Linked DNA regions of Mus musculus: regions 1 and 2 are each linked to region 3. Evidence: chromatin loops called from intact Hi-C (ENCODE). Cell type or tissue: heart. All regions are shown on one strand.

What was found. Hi-C counts contacts between places; a loop is a spot of excess contacts. Peaks named below come from ENCODE experiments on the same cell type or tissue, not always from the same donor. Only the 100,000 strongest peaks of a DNase experiment are listed, where the experiment ranks them.
Region 1: it touches region 3 in a loop (8-fold over the local background); 36 of 42 quality-filtered maps call a loop at or near these places.
Region 2: it touches region 3 in a loop (3-fold over the local background); 9 of 42 quality-filtered maps call a loop at or near these places.

What each region holds. Positions count from the first base shown.
Region 1 is chr9:79,802,448-79,810,447 of GRCm38, forward strand. It overlaps 4930429F24Rik (RIKEN cDNA 4930429F24 gene), which reads left to right. Exons shown (of 3, transcript NR_040734.1): 3 at 1-788. It also overlaps a transcript of Filip1 not described here. Among named protein-coding and RNA genes, the nearest start is that of 4930429F24Rik, 13 kb to the left of the region's middle. In heart, a CTCF peak has its summit at 4,478 (motif pointing right); no DNase peak of the experiment used is centred here.
Region 2 is chr9:79,885,428-79,893,427 of GRCm38, forward strand. All of the region lies in intron 2 of Filip1 (filamin A interacting protein 1), which reads right to left. Among named protein-coding and RNA genes, the nearest start is that of Gm35261, 38 kb to the right of the region's middle. In heart, CTCF peaks have their summits at 264 (motif pointing right) and 3,906 (motif pointing left); DNase peaks (open chromatin) are centred at 274, 554 and 6,954.
Region 3 is chr9:79,999,039-80,007,038 of GRCm38, forward strand. It overlaps a transcript of Filip1 not described here and the pseudogene Gm8131. Among named protein-coding and RNA genes, the nearest start is that of Filip1, 25 kb to the left of the region's middle. In heart, a CTCF peak has its summit at 7,326 (motif pointing right); a DNase peak (open chromatin) is centred at 3,923; H3K27ac peaks cover 322 bases.

The DNA.
Region 1 (8,000 bases), 200 kb before region 3:
ATTCTAACACTCGGGTGACTGGGGCAGGAACATCATAGGTGTGAACCATCCTTAGCTACATAATGTGTTTGAGGACAGCCTGGGCTAGCTAGTGAAACCCTGTCTCAGAAAACACATGTAGAGGCTGGGGATTGTATTGCACATTTTTATTTCCTAACACTCAGGAAACAGAGAGACAGGATCTCTGTGAGTTTTGGACAACCAGAGCTACATAAGAAGACCCTGTCTTAAAAACAAAACGGAACAACTGCAGATCAAACAGAACAATGGATTGGGTCAACTGTGCCTTGAACTAGAAATGCTGATTGCAGTTCAGAAAATACCTAAATAATTCCATCCACAGATTAGTCTCATCCAGATTGATGGAGATGTATTTACAGTAAAAGAATCAAGGTTACACAATGTTTCCAGGTTAGCGCCAGAACTACCTGTGATGGCAACTTTTACAACGCAACAAGGTTGCTAAGATGTGACTGTGATCTTGCCTTGTTTCACAACAGTCTCTTGTTTCAAATTTAATGTGTTCCTTTTACTTATATGTCACTCAAGAAATTGGTGATGAGGTAGGCAGGAAAATCAGCATCTACCCAGATGACTGGTTACAACATAATCTTCACTGTCTTGACAAATACTAAAGTTCTTTACAACTCAGGAGGGAAAGAAACCCAGAAGATCCGTATCCACAGCTTAGCAGTCTTGTAAGTTAAAGCAAATAATTAAGCTCCAGTAACTGTACCACCTAAGTCAGCAGAAAAATACTAAATAAAATAAAAGCTGTTTTGTGATTGAAAAATCATTATATTTTAACATTTTGAGAAAGCAAATCTTAACCCTTTTAAAAATCTTAACACACACACACACACACACACACACACACACACACACACACAGAGTCTAGACTTCTGTGTCAGTGATCAAAACCACAAAGGTTATGTGAGACTTCCACTATCATTAAAGTTTGGGCAAGTCTAACATGACATTTATTTTACTTTAAACAAATGCAAGATTTTTTTTTAGAAAATATTTAATTTATGGTATGTATTGAATATGATTTGTCAGTTCCACAGAATATATTAAAAACCCTCTAGGTTACATGAGGGTTTAGCATTGTGCTTCCTATTCCAGAGACTCTGTAAACGCCCCTCTGCAGCTGATAAGGGTACAGCTTGTGGACAGAGGTGAGCCTCCAGCACATGGCTTTCGTGACTTGACTTACCTCTTAACATTCAGAAGATGCCTTGGCTCTTTAATCACACTAGAGTAGCAAGGTAAATGACTTCTTCATTTAGAAACCGAGTGTCAGCGCTTATCCTTATAGTTATGTTTAAAGATCTTATAAGAACTACACTCTCGTCAACGGGATTTTTTAAACTAGAGTTCCAAGTAGACGTCATATTTTTACATAAATTCAACAGCAGCTCTGACAATGAGGCGAATAGCAAATGGTGGACTTTTAATTCTTTAAAATATAAATATATTTTAGCTGGGTTTGGTGGCACATGCCTTTAGTCTTAACACATGTGAGAGGCACAGACAGGATCCCTGGGACTTCAAGGCCAGCCTGGTCTACAAAACCAGTTTTAGGCTAGCTAGAGATACATAGCAAGAGCCTGTACCAAGATGACGACTGGGGTGGGGGTGGGGGGAGGAAGGGGGAGGAGGAGGAGGAAGAGGAGGAGGAGGGGAAGGAAAAAGGAGTAGTAGTAGTTGTTTTTTCTACCTACAAGTTGTTTTGAAAAACCTATCAAAATTGGAGTGAAGTGATTATATACCTTTGGGTCTCCCTACTTTTTTTTTAAGTGGACATTATTTAGGTCGGTTTTTATTTGAAAGCTTTCACGGGGGCACTAATATGTGGGAAATACAGGGACATCAAAGTCACTATTATGTTTTGTACACAGAGTTAAACAATGCAGATAGAAATAAAATTGACTGTCAGTCAAAGCTGTTTGTTTCTCACTCAGAACACCAAAGGAGACAGTTACATGTTGGTTTTAAGTACTTAAACTCCTAAGTCAGGACAGTGTTTTCCGTGTTGGGCCGCGATCAGAACCATAGCACCGTTCAAGCCGTGGAACTCCCAGGATCTCCTGTTCCTCGGTTTTACCTTTTAACGTTGTCCAGGGAAATCGAGTGCTGTGCTTTCTCTTTCTTAAAAACAACAAATTAATAAAGGAGAACGATATGTTAACCTCTTTTGAATATGCAATACTTCAAAGAATTGACAGTACAGTCTACAGATACATGTGCCAGGGACTATGAGAAAGGAGACAATTTGGGGGGGATCACATTACAAAAAGTATTATACAAATAAATTATACAGCATATGCCCACAGACCTGAAAACTTTGTAAAGGGAAGAAAACTTTCTCTGGGCACAAAGATTCAACTGGGTTTGCCACATATGTTCATGCCATCCACAATATGTTTTTTTAACTGCTAAGTTGTATCCTCAAAAAAAAAGAGAGAGCAAGAAAGAGAAAGAAAGGAAGGAAGGAAGGAAGGAAGGAAGGAAGGAAGGAAGGAAAGGAAAGGAAGGAAGGAGGAAGGAAGGAAGGAAGGAAGGAAGGAAGGAAGGAAGGAAGGAAGGAAGGAAGGAAGGAAAGGAAGGAAGGAAGGAAGGAAGGAAGGAAGGAAGGAAGAAAAGATCACTGGAGGTCCTAAGGTGTTTCCAGTCAACATCAGTAGCATGGTGACTTTAGCGATGACTGTGGGCTGTGCTTGGTAATCTCATCTGGAGCTCACTCGCAACTGGTGAATGATGACGCTTTCTACAAAGAGAAGAAAGATACAGCATTTTCAATTAAACTCAAGTAAGTAGTTGACATGAAAACCAGTACCACACCATTTCAATAAGACTGTAAATGTTAAAGGACAAAACAAAAACAGGGACATGGGGCCAGTAACCACAGCTATGCAGACTTTGCTGGGGGTGGGGTTGGGGCGGGTAAGTTCTTTATCTTTGCAGGTGTGCTCTACTTCCAAAATCATTAAATCCCTTCAGAAACTATGTCTAATATTTGTGTAATATTAGGTAGATATTGCTCGATGAACGAACTGAACACAACTCTGATAATTGCTATATACAAGTCACGTGATGGGAATCCTGAAGCTGTTCTCCAGCCAAACGCTCTCGGTTCTGAACCATGTCCGCACACCTGTTGCTTCTTTCCGGGCATGTGCATTGGACCGCTAGTAAGGACTTGGTCCCTTTGCCTTCCGAAGAAGTTGAGAAAGAGTTTGCTCTTTGACTACTGCTTTTTGCATGACTGGTTAATGTTCTTACACCCAGACTCATTCTTTTGGGTTAATTACATTTATCTATTTGAGTGTGTGCTGTGCGGTATGCATGTTCTGCAGCACATCTGTAGGGTTCAGAGGACAATTTGTAAGACTTGGCTACCTCCCTTCACCAAGTAGGTCCCTTGTTGTCAGGCTAGGCAGCAGACATCCCTCCTCACTGAGCCACTTCCCTGGCTCTATAAATTATAAATTCATTCATGGTTTTCTTTTCCTTTTTTTTTTTTTTTTTTTTTTTGGTTTTTCGAGACAGGGTTTCTCTGTATAGCTCTGGCTGTCCCGCAATTCACTCTGTAGACCAGGCTGGCCTCGAACTCAGAAATCCACCTGCCTCTGCCTCCCGAGTGTTGGGATTAAAGGCGTGTGCCACCACGCCGGGCCATTCATGTTTTTCTTAAACATTTTTTTTTTTTACATTCGTTTATTTTGTGTGTGTAGGCAGGTGTGCATGTTGAGGTCGGAAGACAGCTTGTGGGCATTGGTTCTCACCTTACACTATGTGGATCCCAGGGATGGCCCTCAGGCTTGGCAACACGCGCACGTTGACCCACTCAGCCATCCCACCTGCCTCCTAACCCAGCCTTATAATAAATTTCAAAGCCGACTCAGTAATTAAAGCAATCCAGCCACATTTGAACATTTAGTATCACTGTTTGATTAGTTTTCCTTTTATATGAGCCTTTATGCCCTCATGAACTTGGAGCATCACATTTTTCATCCAGTCATTTAGAAACCAAAGTAAGGAGGTGGTATCCTGTGGCTTCATACCCTGCAGCGAGCAGAGAGCTAGCTTGGTGAGAAAACAAAGTTCTATAGTCACTGAGCGTATGCAAAGCAGAAGAAAGAAACTCATGTCAGTGTCTGTAAAAACACGAAGGTCAGCTGTTGGGTAGCTAGGCTGTAGCGCGCTTGTCTAGCACTGGAAAGACTCTGAGCTCCTTCCTCAATAAATCTCCCCCAGCCCAGCACGCCCCCTACACCCGCAAAAAATAAATAGCATTTCCACGTGTTATTTTGACTTTAATTACAAGTGCATACTATCTGAACTTTATTTTTCTCATGTCATTATCAACTAAATTGCATCTCACCATAGACACACAGTTCATGCTAACTGCATGGTATGATCCTCTACAGAAAACGCGTTTGGATTTTGGTTCTATTAATTACCACATGGAGCCACTAGGTGGAGATGTTTTCATTCCCTTTCTCATCCTTTTGGCTTGAGTTTGGCTTTAGACGAAACAGTTTTTATAAAGAACAACAACAAAATCTTATACTTAAGACTGTTTACCAATGAAGGTTTCCCACAGCTTAAATAATATAGGTACTAAAAAGTAAAAAAACTATGTATACAATTTTCTCCAGACACTTTTTAAGAAAACCTCTAAAAATATACCTATCTTCAAGCCTGAAAAGTAAAGGCACTTACTATCATGAAAAAGCCATCATCTAAGATGAAAAATGTTATTTCCTGGTCACTGCTTTTAAAAATTATATAATATGCATCAAAGAATCCAAAGAATCCTCAAGAGAGCTGTGTCGCAAATCTCCTCCACAGGATGTAAGTCTCTTCCCATTTCCTCCCTTAAGGAATCATAGAAACAAACGTCAGGGAGGAATCCAGAGCCATTCCTAGTGTGATGTAACTCCTAATGCTTGTCCTCATCCTGGCTCAGCAGGAGAGGTTCCAGCAATCACCTTAAGCTCCCTTCAGGGCTAGCTTTATTTATTTATTTTTTTCTGGTTTTAAAACAACTTCCTGAGTACATGCCTCTTCGTTCCCGGTGACTCTTTCTCTTAACTTCAGTGCTGTGCAGTCCAACAGCACTCTCCTTAGAATTCATACTTGGCAAAGTATCGGGCAGAGGGCTTACACAAAGGAAACAATATCACGGTCTCACTATGTGTCTTCATTAGCATATGTAAACTAGCAAAGTAGCAATCAATGTGTAAATGTGCATATTTATAATAGACTATCAGGAATACTCAACACTTCCAAACAGGTAATTATATACAAACTGTACCTTCATAATTAAAAATGTCTAATATCTGTAACTTCTTATGATCTCTTTCCCCCCAATATCAAATGAACTCACATAAGAATCATTCATCTAATACCTGAAATTGTGAGAAAGTCAACATTGTGCAGCATAAGGTTTTGAAAATGTTCATTAAATAGGTTTTTTTTTTTTAAATCGTTGAGAGACCAGAAAGATTGTTCAGTGAGATAAATCAAGCTTAATGGCTTGAGTTTGATCTCCAGGACCCAGGACCGATCTAGGAGATAAAATGGTCTCTCATAAGTTGTCCTGTGACCAATTTATATGTTCTATTGCACACCTACAGGAACATGCACACACCCACACATGAGCACGTGTACACACACACTCACACAGAGGTGGGGAGAGAAATAAATAAATACATAAGTAATGTAATTTTTTAAAACTTATTTCAATTTTGTTGTTGATGGTAACAAACTTGGCAAATATTTTCCATCTCTTTCATTTTGTCTGAGAAAAAGGACCCAATTCATAGTCACTCGGGGTCTCTGAGGAGAGGTTATTATGACCAGGCACAATTCTGTAAGAAGTTTCTCTACCTATAAATACATCTTTAGATTATTTATAATTTGTTAAGTATTCAATAGACACTAAAGACCAATAGATAGTCATAGTGAATTACCACCTATCAGCGAACTCAAAATAACAAAAATACTTAAACTTGAGGCCTTCTGATACCCAGGCACTTACCAACATAATTTTCTCTTTTTCTAATTGAAAGAAAAAACTCTTTAAATTTTGAATATCACATGCATGTAGACGACACTGGATTTTTAATACACTTTTGACGATTTACCAAAATATAAACATGTTCCTTTTCTCCCATTTGTTATCTTGCAGTTTTCTTCTTAGGAAACTTGGGGTAACATAGCAAGGCCATTATTTGCTATTCCGACATTGCTGTGACAAGGTACTGACTAACCCAGTCTTTGATAACGCTGACTGTTAGATAAGTTCCGCACAAAGGAAGTTTAACATATCATCGATTCTGAATTTCGCTTGACTGCTGACCTTACTTAGAATCCAACCTCTTGGGAGTGGCGTCACAGAACGTCTAGGCACCCAGATGGCGTGGGCTCCAAAGCCACGTGAATGGGGTGGGGTTTGGGGAGAAATTCAGGGGCGCATCCCCTTGAACGCTGGAATGGGACAACTTAACAGCATGTTGGGATTCTGCTTCCTCCCGGGAGAGGCTTTGGCTACAAAGTGAGAAAGATATACTCCCTCAAAAGGCATGATCTCCCTCCCGGGCAGGGTGTGTGTTTACTCTGCCAAAATCTCTGCGAGGAACACTTTAAAGGGCCCCCTCTAGTCAGTCCCATCAAAGCAGTGTAATGGCTGCCTGCTAGGTTCACATACTGAAGGCAAATCACGGTAGCACCTCACCTTGTAGCGGGGTTTTACACCTAGTGAGGAGGACGGCTTTGTTCATAGAAAATTTTACATCAACTTAGAGTGCATGTTTTTGTGACTCCTGCCCCTATCCCCAGCCTGTCCCCATGTTCAATGACTTCCCCTACCAGGGACTCTATGAAGGACCCATTCCAGCTTAGTTCTTCACCTTCCCAAGCTTCTAAATGTCAGCTTTGAACTTGCTACCCTCCAGGTAACTGCAGAAATGCCCTACAAATATCCTGTGTGTCGTTTAGAAGGGAGAACACCTAGCTATTGTTTGTCTTTTTGGCATTTCTGAGTTCCATGAACTACACTGGGATACAATCCTATTATCACATTCAGAGCCCCTGACAGAACATCTGTTTTAAATAGGAAGTTCAATAAACTTCCTCTGTTGGCTTGGACTTGTACGCCTTCTTTTGGATTCAGCTCAGCTAATTAAAAGTACTTCCGATAATCAGTTCTGTCATTTGTTCCAGAAAACTTTTGAACCAGATGATATAATCTCTCTTGGGATTTCATAACCATCGGACCCTTTATCTGATTCCTTCCTCCTCTGCCGTCAGCTCACCATCTCTCCAGGTTCTAGGAGTCGCCAATAATTATGCCTAATAATTTATTTCTCAGGCGAGCCAATCCCAGAACAAGCAAATTTGAACTGCTTCTCTCAGATATAACATCCTCTATAAACAAAAGATGAATGATGGGAAACATGTAAATTTTAAGCCCATGATGCCCAGTTTTTATTATTTCAGGCACATAGGCTAAAAGCTTAAATCTGCCTTTAGATTTAGGAGTGTTTGGGTGGAGGCTCTGGAGAGATGGTTCAGCAGTTAAGGGGGCTTGCTGCTCTTGTAGAATACCTGGGTGCAATTCCCAGCATTCACACTGCAGCTCTTAACTTCACATTACTCCTCTTCTAGGGTAGCAGTTCTCAAGCAATGGGTCAAAACTCCTTTGGCGGGGGGGGGGGGTGGGGGGGGTGAGCGGCGAGGGAAGATCGAAGAACACTGTCACAGGGGCTGTATAACAGATAATTACATTATGATTCACAACAGTAGCAAAATTACAGTTGTGAAGTAGCAATGAAAATAATATGTGGTTGGGGGGGCACTACTACACGAGGAACCATATGAAAGGGTTACAGCATTAGGAAGGCTAAGAAGCCTTCTAAGGAGTCTGATATGTTCTTGTGATCTCCGTGTGCTCCTGCATGCATGTGGTACATGTACATACAACCCTAAAA
Region 2 (8,000 bases), 110 kb before region 3:
CACATTGTTTCATGTTTCCCTTCAGGCCTTTGATCAGGAAATGTTTAACATCAGAGCAAGCCTTTCTAGAGATTAGCAGCTGCCTTCTGAAAAGGATGTAGAAATCCTGAAGGCAAACACATGCATTGTTGGTATGCAGGTCTGGTCTGCAGACAGAATGACATGCGAGCTGGGAAGACCAGATGACAAGTGTTCTTTAAAAAAAAAGATTTTTTTTGGATATTTTATATGTATGTATTCATGTATAGCCTGTGCATGCAGGTGCCCCAAGAGGCCAGCAGAGGGTGGTGGATCCCCCAAACTGGTGGCCATGAGTCACTGGATGTGGGTGCTGACAATGACACACCTGGGTCCTCGGTAAGAGCAGCAAGCCCCCCTTAACTTCTGAGCTTGTCTCTAGCCTCACAACAGTCCTTTTAACTCAAAATTTATGCCCTTCCTTTTTATTATACACAAATATCCTGTTGGAATTATTTCAACTATTCTTGTCAGGGCCCTGCTTTTCCTCTTAAACATTCACAAGCTGAACAAAAATATTTCCTGCTGCCAGCCACGGCATGCGTCACTTTGAATTGTTCACAGCTTCAAGGCTGGTCCGTTACTGGTTGACATGGTGCTTGGGAAGTTCAGTTTTAATCCTAGAGGGCCTTGTTGGTTCTGCACAAACAAAAGTATAATAGTGTATGCGCTGGTTTTCCCTCGCCCGCCCTGGTACCCGGAGAGGACTTCTGCAGATCAACGGGATGGGAAACAGGAGAGAAGGCAGTACAGAATGCATGGTACTTTATCTACTGTCCTTTACACAGTGGTTTCCAAGGAAACAGAAGTGAATAAGAGACATTAAGGGCTAGTGCAGACATCCATATACAATGTCCAGGTTTTACACATAGGTGGTGCCAATGTAGTGGTACCATCACTTTACTACACTCTAGACATCCTGGCCTGCACCCCATTTTCTTTTTTCCTTTTTGATGGTGCATAGATCAAAGCCAGGGTCTTAAACTATCTAAGTGCCTGGTCTACCACTGAGCTATATCCCTAATCTATACATTGTATTCTGTTTTTAAAGTCAACAAATTTCATTAAAAATATTTTTATTAACAATTAAGAAACTACAGAATGCTTAGCCCTAAAGGGAGCATATATATTTCCACGCCCCTCCCAAGACTCATCCCAAGGGATGAGATGGAGGTGGGGGGAGGGGGGGCGTCATTGTGAAAGAAGGGGCAAAGGGAGTGTAAGTGTCAGAGACTGCAAGGCGCCCTTACCTTCCAGAGAGAGAAGAGCAGCAGCAGGTGTGAGTTCACAATGGCGTGAGAACATGCGTGTAAGCCCGATAGAACAAATCCCAGCAGTCAGAGGGGAGTTAGGCACCTGATCCCTCCCCAAGCTAGGATGCTATGGCCAATTCTTAGCTTCTGGGAGAGGAGACAGTTTCCTCTAAGAGCGCAGCCCTAGGTAAGTCTACCACTTGCCAGTGGGTGACCACACATCCAAGAAAATCTGGGCAGCACAAGGTGATCTTGATACAACGTTGAGTAAGTAGGGGAGGAGGGTGAATCCTGGAAGAGTTGGGCAGCCTGAGTATGATGAAGGCATATTGTATGAAACTCTCAAAGAACTAATAGTTCTTTGAAAGAAAAAAATTATTACATTTATTTTCTTGTGTGGGTCTTGTGTGTGTGTGTGTGTGTGTGTGTGTGTGTGTGTGTGTTAGAACTCAAACTCAAGCTATCAGGTTTGGCAGCAAAGCTCTCCTCTCCCCTGAGCCACCTCCAAGCCTGACAAATTCCATTTTTAACATTAAGTAGCATCACACAGTAACCCTATAAGTTAATAAATCTCACTGTGGCATTTCTGAACTTGCACACAGCATGCTTTAACCACACCTGCCTTCTACCTTCTCCTGTCCTCCTGATTCCCTGATTAGAAACATTGTATATGATGATATAATGATGCAAACTAGAAAAATGCACCTGACAGAAACACACCTCTTACCTTTAATGTTTTAAATCACCAACTATAAACCCACACCCATGCACTGGTGATTAAACTCCTGTTGTTGAGAAACAGGAGAAGAAGAGGAAGAAGAAGAAGAAGAAGAAGAAGAAGAAGAAGAAGAAGAAGAAGAAGAAGAAGAAGAAGAAGAGGAAGAGGAAGAGGAAGAGGAAGAGGAAGAGGAAGAGGAAGAGGAAGAGGAAGAGGAAGAGGAAGAGGAAGAAGAAGGAGGAGGAGGAGGAGGAGGAGAAATCAAGTTACAGGTGAGATACAGATGAAGGCATCTACAGCCCCAGCTCAAAATATGAACTAGAGGCCAAAAATGTCAACCCAGGAATTGTTTTATATGGAAAAAGAAATCCTGTTGCTAGATAATGTGTGCCTCTTCCCTTTATCTATAGAACAAGGTTCTTTTCCTAGTGCTTGCTTTTCAACTTGGACTGCTAGCACGACAGTGATATGTTGATTTCTTTAGCATGTAACTTGGTGACTCAGTGTAATTTAAAATCATTAGCCATCAGTATTTAATAAAAAGTAGAAACTCTTTTGAACTTTTTATTGGTTCTTCCTGAATTTCACATCAAGCACTCCAATCCCACCCATCTCCCTCTCCCCTCATACCCATCCCTCCACCCTTGCTTCCTCCCCACCAACAGAGGGGGAGAAATCTGGTTGTGTAATCTGTAGTGTGTCAGTGTATCCCACAGTATATACCCTTTTGTCTATACTTCTTTGCATATGCATGTTAATTGTAATGGCTCATTGATCTGGTACAGGCTCCTGGCTTCTGATGCTCTATCTGAGGTTCCAGTACTGGAACATCACTGGCTATCCTCTGGGATACCCTGTTGTTGCCCTGTGTCATGGAGATCCTGCAGCTTTGGTTCTGTAGGACCAGCTCTTTCATGTATTCCAGCAGTTCATTGGAGGGGTAGATGTTGGGATGGGACAATTCAAAGCCCTGGATGTGGGCCTGAGAAGTACCTGAGCTGGTCAGCCCACCAGCTCACCTCCACTCACACCACCACACCACTGAAGAGTCACTATGGCTGGTCCATGCCCATCCAGTGCCACTGCCAGTGAGAGGCAGAGGGATAGAGCCAGCTCTACCACTCTCACAACCTTGATACTGTCCTGTGCTGCCCAGTCGAGGTGCAGGGCTGGGGTGTTGAGCCTGCTCTCCCAAGTGCTGTAGCTGGTGAGGGGCAGGGCCAGGTCTCAAGATCCAAGGGCCAGGTCTCCAACCTGCCACAGGTGATGAGGGGCATGTGGGGAGAAGAGCATCTCTCCCTCACCCTTGTCACTCTACAGGAGACAAATGGCAGATCCAGCTCTCCCACACTTCTACCCTTTGGTCAGCTCACTAACAATCCCTGCAACCAGGACCAGGTCTACTGTTCTTCCTGGGCAATGTGCAGGGCTGCTCTCTAGAGCACTGCAACTAACTGGCTAGAGGGTAGATCAGTTCTCATCTCATGCCTCCAGTCCAGGTGAGGGGTGGGGCAGTTCTGCACAGCCCTAAGACATCAACATAGCCCAGGGCAGCAGCTCAGACCAGGGACCTCTGCCTGACCTTTGGTCTTCTGAAGTTGTCTCCTCCCTTGAATCCATGACACACCAGGTTCTTCTTTGTACCCAGGACTCTAATCTCTCTCTAGTCAGGACTTTCCCCTCTGCCCTAGGTTCAGTATCAGCTAAGGGCCTGCCAAGCATGGATGCCGTGGCACCAGCCCTGTGCTACATACATGTGGCTGCTTAATGTCAGATTAATTAGCAACTGAAACTGGAGAGATGACTCAAAGTGAGAGCACGCACTGCTCTTCCAGAGGACCGGAGTTCAAGTCCCACAGTCATCATGAGCAGCTAAGGAGCACCTATAACTCTAGCTCCAGGGCAGCCGATGCCCTCTTCTGGCTTCCACAGGCACTGTATGCATGCGCACAAACTCACACAGAAACACGTGTATTCATTCACACAGTATAAAACAAATAAGACAACATATTTTTTTTAAATTAGCATTAAACAAAAGTCAAAATACAACTTCTCAGCTTAATTAGCTACATTTCAAGTAACTACAAAACTGCATGTGGCTAGTGATTACCATACAGGTGGGGGCAAGTATAAAATATTGCTGTCTTCATCCGAAGTTCCAGTGTGTAGCACAGGTCTAGCTCTTGGCTGAGCTGAAGTATAACAGGGCCCCAGACCTTGGCAAGCTGACTCCACAATAGAAGTACCATCCATTTAAACTTTAAGACTCAGCACCACCATAGACAGCACCACTAGCCAAAACAAAAACCTGAGAAAGTCTCTAAATGTACCAACCTTGCTTTTTTGATTTCTATAGTTCCCCTTCTGGCAAACTGTTCTTGTTAACTGAAGTTTATCAACCAGAATATGTTTTGTTTTGTTTTGTTTTGTTTTGTTTTGTTTTGTTTTATGCTTAAAAGCTCACCCTGAGAAAGGCTCACAGCTATACTAGAATCTCAAGCACCCAGTGTAGTAGCTAGCTGACTAATAAAGACTATTATTGGCTTAAATCCATATCCAAGCAGTCTTCTCTAGTGGATACCCAACAAAAGCACACATGGGAGTGCAGATGTGTACTTGATGTCTCCCTGGAAGCCATTCTAAAGTCGGGAGCCTGTTATATTCCAAGTCTATTTAATATGCTCCTTCCAACAGCTGCACATACCCTGATTTTACTTAAAATTGGCTCCATACAACAAATACACACACACACACACACACACACACACACACACACACACACATATATATATATATATTCAACATAATGGGGGATTTTTACATAGATAATTAGAATATTTAGATAGAGTTTGCTCATTGGAATAACTGAGTTCATTTTCACTGATAGAAAGGTGGGTCACAGAAGAAAGGAACCTCCCCCTCCCCCCGAGTGTTTTCTCCTGTCCAGATCCTACCAAACAACACGAGCATTTTTGCGAGATTTTCTTCATTAATAATGCTTTCCCCCACACTTCACAATTAAACCAAAGTTCTGCCCTGTACTGACAGTGAATATATTGTCCTCCCTGCAGACTCTGATCATATTAGGAACGCCGAACATATTCTACCACAAAAAGGGAAAAGCAGACAGAAGAGCTCTTTGTCAAAATGCAGACAATACCGCCACGAGATTCTGAGGCTTTGTAGCCAACAAAAGGTCAGATGTGGTCTTGGTTTTAATTAGAAGGCAGCCTGCCTTTCTGCCTCCTGAACCCAGCAAAGACATGCCTTTCTCAGCACACTGATCATGTCAGTGGTGTGAGATTTCACTGGGTCCCTTGCTCAAGATGACCTCAGCCTGAGATGCAAAAGATGAAGCAGACTGAGAGCATGTGAGTCATGGAGTTAAGAAGCCAGAAAGGCTAACTGAAGTCCAGCACTTTAGAGGCACAGAGATTCTATAGGAGGCCACACCTTGTGACAAATGGAGCTCATTTAGGAAAAGAAAAGCTATTGCCAAAGAGAAAGGTGATATATAGCATCCCTGTGAGAAGAGCCTGTTGTGCCTGGCTGCACTAAGTGATTCCATCTCAGTGGACTACCCTCATCTACAGTGAAGTATGTCAGCTCTTTTTAAAGACGACCAAAATGGGGTTTGGAGGACTGGGTGAGCAGTCACCGGTGCACAGTGCTGCAGGGGACCTGAATCCATTTCTCAGTATCCTCGTGGCCTCAGGTGCCTCCCAGAGGCCTGAAACGCTAGCTACACAGGACCCAAGGCCTCAGACACCTGCACAGATATGCTTGCATACAAACACATACATGTAATTAAAGACTGCTCCTTCCCCCAAAAATATAATCAAAACCAACAACAAACCAACCAACCAAGCAAACAAACAAACAAAACAACCCTGAGCATGTGTGGTTAGAAATAACATTGCATATTTATGACCATTACCAGGAATGGAAAAATTGCATGATTTTGTAAATGATGCTGTTCTTTATATTATTCAAGTTCTTTGAAGACACTAAAACATCAATCTTGGGCTGGAAAGTACAGCTCTCCTGGTAAAATTCTTCCATGAGCATAAACACACATGTGTGTACACACACAACACACAAACATTTATCCATGCATACACTACATACATACACTAAAAGTTGATCTTATAAATACATCACAAGGTGTATAAAATTAGAACAATTTGAGACTACCAATAACCAATAGATTATCAATGATGGTATATGACCAACCCCTTTCTAGTCCCTCTGTCCTTTAAAGATTTTTTTGTTGTTGTGTTTTGGTTTGGTTTTTTTTTTTTTTTTTTTTTTTGGCAACACAATGTAAGTCTATAAGACATACAGAATGTGTATAGATGAGATTCTATGATTCACACGTATCAAAATCATGACGGATTCCTTAGCAGAACAGAGGCAGGTGTTGGAGAGTAAGGGATTATAAAAGACTTAACAACGAAGGTAAGCCTCTGCTAGTCACTAAATAAATATAAGCTGGCTTTAAAAAGCGCAGGATAATACACCACAATTTCCCCAAAGACCAAGTTTCCTGCAAGTATTCTCAGTATGAGAGAAAAAGATAAATTCCCCCTTCCGATGGTGATAGTGTTTGAGTTTGTATCGATAAGTGTGGGTCAATGATGTGAAAGAGTGTACAGCCTGCATATCTGGATAGGAATGGCTCTTTCCAGGAACACTCAGAATGCCTTTTCATAGCTAAGGATTAGATAGTTAACAGATTGTACCAACCAGCCTAAGCAATTTCAGTTTCGATCTAATAAAGTCTAATAAAGGCTGTCACACAAATTCTTAAGCAACAGAATGACATAATCAAGACAAATACTTTGGCCAGTCTGTGCAGTCATCTGCTGACCTGCTGTCCCCAGCTTTCATTTTTGACCAATGATACAGACTTGTTCTCTGTTCCAAATCTGCCCTCCTCCTGGGTTTCAACATTCAATGGAAGGCTTAGTCAACATCCTAACTTCACCTTTCCTTAATGCCAGTGACTCCAACTACCTTCACTGCTGCTTCCAAGACCACACTCAATACCCTGTGTTGGTTATGTCAGCTTCACATCAAAGCCTATGGACCAAGAGTCCATAGATCTCCAGTCTCTCCAGCCCTTTCTTAAACATTCTCTGTTGGCCCAATAATTCAGCCCAATAGCTCTTCCCAGCTGGCTGTTCCTCACCACACCGTCTGCTTCCTGACCTTGTCTGTTCACTGTAGCCACTCAGACCTTTAACCCTCAATTCAACACCATGCACTGTGTCTCCTTTTAAAAAGGCCAGTTATGACTGCAAATGCAGCCTCACTTTCTGTACATACGTGGCCACATTATCCATGACAATCTTCCTCTAACACACTGGTTCTCAACCTTCTTAATGCTGTGACCCTTTAAGACAGATCTTCATGTTGTTGTTACCCCCAACAGTAAAAGTATTTCATTGCTACTGTAGGTGATCCCCATAAAAAAATTCTTTTTGCTACTTCATAACTGTAATTTTACTACCGTTATGAATTCTAATGTAAGTATCTGATATGCAGGATATCTGATAATCTGCTATCTGATAACACCTGGCCGCCACCTTGGGCAGTGATTCAGTGCGTGCTGGATTCTCTTAGCGACCATTGATTAGCTCTCAGCACCTGTCAGTGGACGGGACGTCACTTCGCTTGAATGAGAAAAGCAAACTTGTCAGAGAGCTCTTTCAACTGTCTTCCCCTGAGATGTAAATCTTTCATACTCTTGTCACACAGAAGATGAGGGGTTTCCCTCCATTTGAAGGCCAGGATCCAGGTCAACTCCCAAATTATGACTTTGGTTCCCTTTCTTCTGTCTCCTCCAAGATTCTGTCACCAGCGATCCTTCTCTGCCTGTGTTCTTGGCATTGCTCCTTTCTGGTTCTGTAACCTCTTAACCTGTCAATAACATGAAGTCCTTTAATCACTGAACACCTTCCCTGCCATATCTCCCCTCTAACTGTTATTCTTTCTCTGCTTTCCTCCCT
Region 3 (8,000 bases):
ATTCTTCTCAGGGTAATCTGAGCATCACAGGCAGACACTGGAAAAACACAAATCTTAATTTTCTTTAGCTCCTTTATATTCACCGTCCCAGCCTAAATCAAGTCTCCATAGCCACCATTATGGATAATACTAGCTAATACCATGAGTGGACAAATTTAATTTCTAAGTTAATTAACTTGACAGGACTTCGAGTCAGAATGAGAAACAATGCCAGTGACTCCCAGAAGTTTCTACACCCCCCAAAACAAGTGGCCATCCCCCCAAAAGTAGGTGCTTTCCATTTTCTATGGCAGCAACTCTGTCAGTGGTGATACTGGCAGTTTCATAGGAAATTAGACAAAAATGACTGTGTCAGCCTAGATACATTGCACTAAATAAAACTTCTCTGATCAAGTTTTGTTTAGCAGAACTTTTTTTTAAGCCTGGAAGTGGGAAAGAGGCATAGTCAGGACATTTGCTAACACGACTTTATTTTACATTGTTTAGTCAGTCAGCTCTTGGCCAGGACTAACTCTGTTGAATAAACCTACTTAAGATGATCCACATCCCTTCTCCAGACAGGATCCTGGCTCTATGCACTTCCTGTTGCGATTGTGGAGAGAATAGAACAGGTAACTAACTATACGTGGAGATGTTAGTAATCCATAATAAGGCATTAAGGGCACAGCTTCATATATGCATTTGAACAAAGAATTTAGACTGGGTCTATGGAAGGCTGAGAATTTTCATTTTAGAATTTTAGTGATTAGTGAGCAAATAAAATTTAAAGAGACTTCTTAAAGAGATAAAGTTACCTATCTTGTGCTTTTTGGTTTTATATTTTTAAAAGCACGTATTCTGAGAGGACAAGAAAAATCTTTATCCATACTGCAGTAACAGTTTCATCTATACAACACTTCATATTTTAAGGTAATAACTTGGCTGGGAAAACCTGTGAACCTGTCACACCTGGGGAATACTCTGTGTTAAAATAATGACCACAGAGCCAGGAGAGATTGCTCAGGGGTTGAGAATTCCTATTGTCCTTCCAGATGACCCTAGCTCTGCTCCAAGCACCCACACTGTGGCTCAGAACTACCTGTAACTCTAGCCCAGGGGATCCAACACCCTCTTCTGACTTCCATGGGTACCAGGTACTCGTGCGATATACATACCTTCAGACAAAACACACATACACATCAAAAGATGATTTCATAAACAGCATGAAAGCATGTCAACATCTTAGCAGGGTGGGAGACAGCTTTCTGTTTATGCCTTAGCATCTTCTTTTTTTTTTTTCCATTTTTTATTAGGTATTTAGCTCATTTACATTTCCAATGCTATAGCAAAAGTCCCCCATATCCACCCACCCCCACTCCCCTGCCCACCCACTCCCCCTTTTTGGCCCTGGTGTTCCCCTGTACTGGGGCATATAAAGTTTGCCTTAGCATCTTCTAATAGAATTTAAAGACCATGTTCCCAAGAAAACACTCAGTGTCACTCACATTCAGCCCTAGAAACTGAATTCCTCCTGCGATCAGCTCAACTGTGTAATGAGATCTTAAGCTTTGGCTCTTTGAGGTAAAGGACTCTCGTGATCATGTCGGCTTCAGCTGAGTCTGATGGGCATGGGGAGGCTAACACCCAATTGTCTTTAGCCGTGTCCTACGTGGTTCCCAGCCTCACTGATGGCAGATTTTTGTAAGGAACACTGCATCATGCTAAGTCTGAACATGGATGAAGACCAGAGAGTCAGAGAAGCCGGGCATCCGAATGTCTTAAATAGACACACAGTTTAGCTAATATAGTTATAGTCAAATGACGCCTATTTACATAGACTCCTACTAAAACACGGTGTGCAGGTTAGAACTACACACTCACTCAACTAACAAGCAGAAGTAATGACGATGGAACACACTCACCTAACTTAAAGTAGTATACATGCAAATTTCACATGATTGAAAGGACCTAGTCAGTCTCCAGAAACACATCATGATTTTCATCTGTCCAATGAGATATATAAAGATACTTAAACTTTAGTTAAATAATGAATATTTACATACTAAAAAAGCTTTCGCCTTTAAAGTCTGCCTATTCAGCCCTCCATTTAACCTTCTGCAGCATATTCTTATTTAAAATTTTCAAGATTAAGCGCTTTTCCTTGAGGACGGCCACCTGCCCAGCTGAGCCTTAACACCGGTGCTCATTCTGCAGTGATAGCCCAGGAACACATGGGGGAGGGGAGAGCCGAAGTTCTCCGTCTGCTCCACACACTTGATATTTACAAGCAAATGATAGGTCCTGCTGGATTTTCAGGAAAAAAAGAAAAATCCAAAATACTCTGAATACTTCTGGAAAATTAAGGTTATAAGTCATAGAATAGTAACACAGAATTTTTATATCAACAAAGCTGGCTGACGCTCGTGTGTTCCCTCTTCTTCAGCGTGTATGTGAGATACACTATAATAGAGATATAGTTTAATATAAGCAAAAATTATATTTTAATTTTATGCTTTAAAATGATCATCTCAGCTATTTTGTGGTATTATTAATTCAACGTAAGTCTAAAAGATTTTAACTGCCTTAATGAAATTGCAAATTTTCCTTCAATGTATGAAGAAGGTATCTTAAAGTGTGTATTAAAGATTAGGGCCTGTGAGTCTGCTTACTGGGCAAAGGCACCTATGTGCAAACTTGGTGACCTGAGATTGACCCGCAGAATCCACACAAAGGAGAGATGGGCTCCACAGGGCTCTCCTCTGAACTCCACCAAGTGTTCTCCTCCCCGCTGCCCCTCCACTCTCCAAATAAAAAATTGTGTGAGAATAAAAACAATTTTCTTAGAAAACTGGTGTATTCTCATGTTCACAAATTCTCCATATTTTGCAAGGTTGCTGGCTTCTTTGTTGTTTTCTGATTTTTGTTTGTTTGTTTGTTTGTTTGTTTGTTTTCGGGAGGGGTTGTTTTGTTTTGATGCAAGGTTTCTCTATGTTGTCCTGTGTAGTCTGGGATTCCTCCTTCTACTGCCTCCTCAGTACTGGGATTAAGGTATGTTATACCATGTCCAGCTACAATGGTTACTTTTTCATTACACTATTCTTTCACAGTTATTGTCATTCTTCTATCAAGAAGAGGTTTTTCCTTCCTCCTCTTTCCCTTTCTTTTGCTTTTCTTCATTCTTAAAAACAGGATCAATTCAAACTCTCCTCAAATTCCCAACTCTCCGGCCTCAGGCTTCTAAGTACTGAGCTTGCAGGTGGGCCTGTGCCACCTCACCGAGCCTTTCCTTTTGAGTACCACTCTGGTGCCTTTGTGTCTGAAGGGCTATGGTTCTTTGGTATTTGTAGGTTTTGTCCCCCGCCCCTTTTGGAGGGTCTTGCTGTGTAGCACTGGATGATCTACAACTCAGTACGAATACCAGGCTGGCTTCGGATTTGTGGCGATCTTCCTGCCTATGCGTCCGGAGACTGGAATTATAGGCAAGAACCACCAGCCTAGTTTCCCACACTTTAGCCAGCCTCTGTGAAGAAGAAGCCCCCCAGGGACACTTCCAGGGGAGGCGCATCTCAGCCGCACAGCAGTCCTGTCCTCAGTTGCTCTCTGCATGGGGGAGTTCTGACCACTACTGACAGCAGGTCTTAGGCACCGCTTACTGTTATGTTTTCAAGTATCTAGTCTACCATTGCATAATCCCCTTCCCATCCCATTTTCTGCCTGAAAGAGGGCAAAAAGCACGACAGACAACTGATGAAATTTTATTTTCACTTAGATACATTTTAATAATGGATTTTTTCTATATTCGCGTTCATCCACATATGGTTAAAAATTAAGGACTTTTCCAAAAGGAAAAAAAAAAAATAGATTTTTACACCAATGCACACTAGTGCTCTAACCTGAATACATTTGTCCATCCGTGGCTGGTGCTTGCACGCCATCTGGTGGCTACCTTGCTCTCTGCAGCATAGGATTTTATCAGCTATGTCAATGGCCCATCAGCCTGACATAACAAATACCCAATAGAACACCTGCTTAGAGGCTATAGAATGCCAAAACACACAACGTTATTACATGCACAACACATGCTTTGAAATGCATAGATGGTTCCTTTCTACTGTGCTCAATTACTCTCTAATAATGAAAACATTGAAAGTAAAAAATTAAAAAAAAAAAAAAAATCCAGGGGCTGGCGAGATAGCTCAGTTGTTAAGAGCACTGGCTGTTCTTCCAGAGGACCTGGGTTCAGTTCCCAGCACCCTCATGGCAGTCTCACCCAGACATGCAGGCAAAACATCAATGCACATAAAAAACAAATAAAACTTTTAAAAAATAATAACTTTTTTTTTTTTAAAGAAAATCCAAAATGTGGCTATAGCTCAGTTGGTAGCATGCTTGACTATCGTGCATGAAACTCTAGACTTCAATACACAGTAATAACTAAAATGGGACATGGTGGCACACATCAGTAATTCCAGCACTCCAGATTATAAGGATTGTAAATTCAACGTCATGCTGGCTACCTAATGAGTTTGAGGCTGCCGTAGGCAACATGAGACCTGTGTCAAAAAAGAAGAGTCTGGTAGTCCTTGACTAATTTTTAAAAGTTAAGACAGAAACAAATTTCTTCAGGCATTTTCATCGAAATTTTGTTCTTATGTGTGCCCGTCCCACCGCTCTTCCCTGCCCCCACCCCACTCCCTCCCTCCTTTCTTTTGCTAATCTCTCTCCTTTACCCACAGTCTCCTTTCTGCTTTCATGCCACATGCATTCTATTATTCTTTTACCCCCTCCAACCTCCCTTAAGATCTCATCTTCCAGTCGGAGGGCGGCGGGGTTAGCGGGCAGGGGGGTGGCGGGTGCCAGACTGTGGTTGCAGCTCACCTCTGGCTGCTGTGCAAAGGCCTCGTCCTCACCCTCCAGTCCTCACTGTAGCCTACAGGGTCCCGGAGTGGTCCCACTGCTCCAGCACCCCAGGCTCAGTGCCCGCAGACAGCGGGAACCTCAGCAAACACATGTGGACTTGTTACCAGGACATGTCTAGGCTTGGTGCATGACATTCTGCCCCGAAGTCTGCAGCCTCCTTAACCCAGCAGCCATCTACGCCAACCGTGACATCAGTCAGAGTAACTTTGAAGTCTGTGACTCTGACTATGACTGCACACTGACGCAATATGCGGATGTGGTTCACCCTGAGGTCGTCAGTGTCTCCCGGAACATCCTGATAGATCCCCTGCGAGGATCCGGAAGAATGACAAGGACCCCAGCTTTGACATCCTTGGCCTTTCCACTTTGACACTCAGAAGAGTTCTCTGATGAAAATTGATGCTTTTCATTATGTACAATTGGAAAGAGCCTATAGGGACCTCCATCCTGAGCTGGATGAAGTGACTGACCTTAGACGGTGGCACCCAGCATTTGCCACTATAACAGATGCGCGGCTTTACGGCAAGGGCCCATCCATCAAGCAACTCATGGACATCTCACTACCAGAGATGCCACTGCTGTCCTGTATGGTAAACTACTTTCTGAGCCACGGCCTGGAGTTTGACCAAATTCACCTGCCTCTACAAGAATGTGAGAGATGGCACCCAGAATGTGCAAGGTCTTCTGTACCCACGGATTGAGCGAGGCACGGCAAAGTACATCCTGAGAGGGGATGAAACATTTGCAGATCTGAGCTGCATGGTAGCCGTGTAAAAACAGCTGTTCCTCATCACGAAAAGTCCCTTCAACTTTGTAGACAACGGCACGCGGTACTTGCTAGGTCCCGATTGGCCCCAACTCTTCGATGTAGTCATCATGCAGGCAGACAAGCCCAGCTTTTTCGCTGACTGGCAGAATATTTTTGGAAAGCCTTATGAGAAGGGATCCCTCCCCTGGGACTGTGTCATTTGCCTGGAAAAGGGCAACATCTATCTTCAGGGAAACCTTTTGACTTTCTTTGTCTGACAGAACGGCAAGTGCTGCGTGTGTTCAAGTTTGATGACTACCTCTACAGTAACATAGCAGATCTCACGCTGCGACCTGGCAGGCACCCAGGAGCCTTCATCTCTGAGGTAGAGCGTGAGATCTGCATCATCAACACACAACAGTACGTGCACTTGTTGGCCACAGGTGCTCACTGGATAACCAGAGCTGGTGCAAACTTGCAGGATGCGGAGTCAGTCGCGGCAGGTTCTGGCTGTCTGGATGAAGGAGCCGCAAGAATCAAGATGCATCACCCTATTCAACGCTCGGTTTGTGAGCGTCTCCCGCACCTTCCATAACCCACTTCTCCAGGAACCACGTATGCTTCTCTGACCCGCGCATGGCCTCCCTCAGCTGTTTGCTCACTACCGTGTGTTCACTTTCTGCCCATGCCGCATATCCCTACAGCCTGAGGCGCGCCTCTAGATGGACCAGCTCTGCATTGGCTACATGAAGACACCCATTCTTGATGGAAAACGGTCCACATCCACTGTCTTGGACAGATCATTCCTTTTAGCCTCAGCCGCCTTGACAAGCATCAAAAGTAGTCTCTTAAAAAAAAATCTCATTTTCCTCTCCCATGGTCCACTTCAAGTTTCATATCTCTCTGTCTCTGTCTCTCTCTCTTTCCCTCTCCCTCTCTTTCTCTTTCTCTCTCTCTGTGTGAGTGTGTGTGTGCCTCTTTCTCCATATAAGACACACCCACTTCACAGAAAATGTATTTATTACTCTGAGTGTTAGCTCATTGCACTTAACATGATGATTTCCAGTTGTGTCAATGAATTTCATGTCAGAGGACAACTTTGTAGTGTCTATTAGCTTCCTCTGGAAATTCTCCATCAAGCACCTCTACCTAGCAAGCCATCTTGCCCAATTTACATTTTCTTTACATTTGAGTAAAATTCCATTGTGCTTGTACCAGATTTTCCTCATTTATCTGTGAATAGTGCAGCAGTATTAAATGATAGGCAAATATCTCTGAGGTAGGACTTAAGAGTTCCTTGGGATATACCCAGGAGACCTGCAGCTAGGCTGTGTGGTCTATCTTGATTTCCACAGTGGCTGCTCTAGTCTGTAAGGACACTGCTGTCACCACATCCTCATTGACATTTCAAACATTTGTTACCATTTGTTTTCTTGATAGTAGCAATTCGAACTGGGTGAGATGTCATCATAGAGCAATTTTAACATGCACTTCTCTGATGACTAAGAATGACAAACTTTTTTTTTCAAATATTTACTAGCCATTTGTAGTTCTCTTAAAAGTGTCTGATAAGTTCATTGGCCCATTTATAGATTGGATTACTTATATTTATATCATTGCTTATATTGTGGTTTTTTTTTTTAGATTTATTATGCATAGTGCTCTGCCTGCATGAATGCCTGTACACCGTTAGAGGGCACCAGATCTCATTACAGATGGTTGTGAGCCACTATGTGGTTGCTGAGAATTGAACTCAGGACCTCTGGAAGAACAGCCAATGCTCTTAACCTCTGAGCCATCTCGCCAGGCCTGGTGTTTAAGTTTTGTTGTTCTTTACATATTTTGGATAATACCTCCCTGTCCAGTGTATAGTTGGACTGTCTCTTCACTCTGTTCACTTTGCCTTAAATGCAGAAGCTCTGTGTGATTTGAACTCAGGACCTTCGGAAGAGCAGTCAGTGCTGTTACCTGCTGAGCCATCTTGCCAGCCCTCCGAGTGGCTTTAAATAGCTGTAATATCATATAGGGATAGAATAATTGAGATAACTCGTCTAATCTAGGTAGGCAGCTTGGATCATTATCAATTGGCTCTGAAATTATTATGTGGGCATTTTGTGAATTGAGAATTTATTGGTATATTAATCTGACTGGTTAATTATAAGCTTCAAGAGTTTTGTTTTACTGGGTTACTGAAATTTGGGAGCACTGACCACAGGGGGTTTATGGCTGAGAAGGTACAGGTGGCTAGAAGACAAGCGAACTGGAGCTGGGAAGACCATGATTGGTCGCTGCTGAGGCTAGCCTAGAGGCAGAGGCAGCGGGATGACCTCAGGGACAGAGAGTAGCTGGGTGA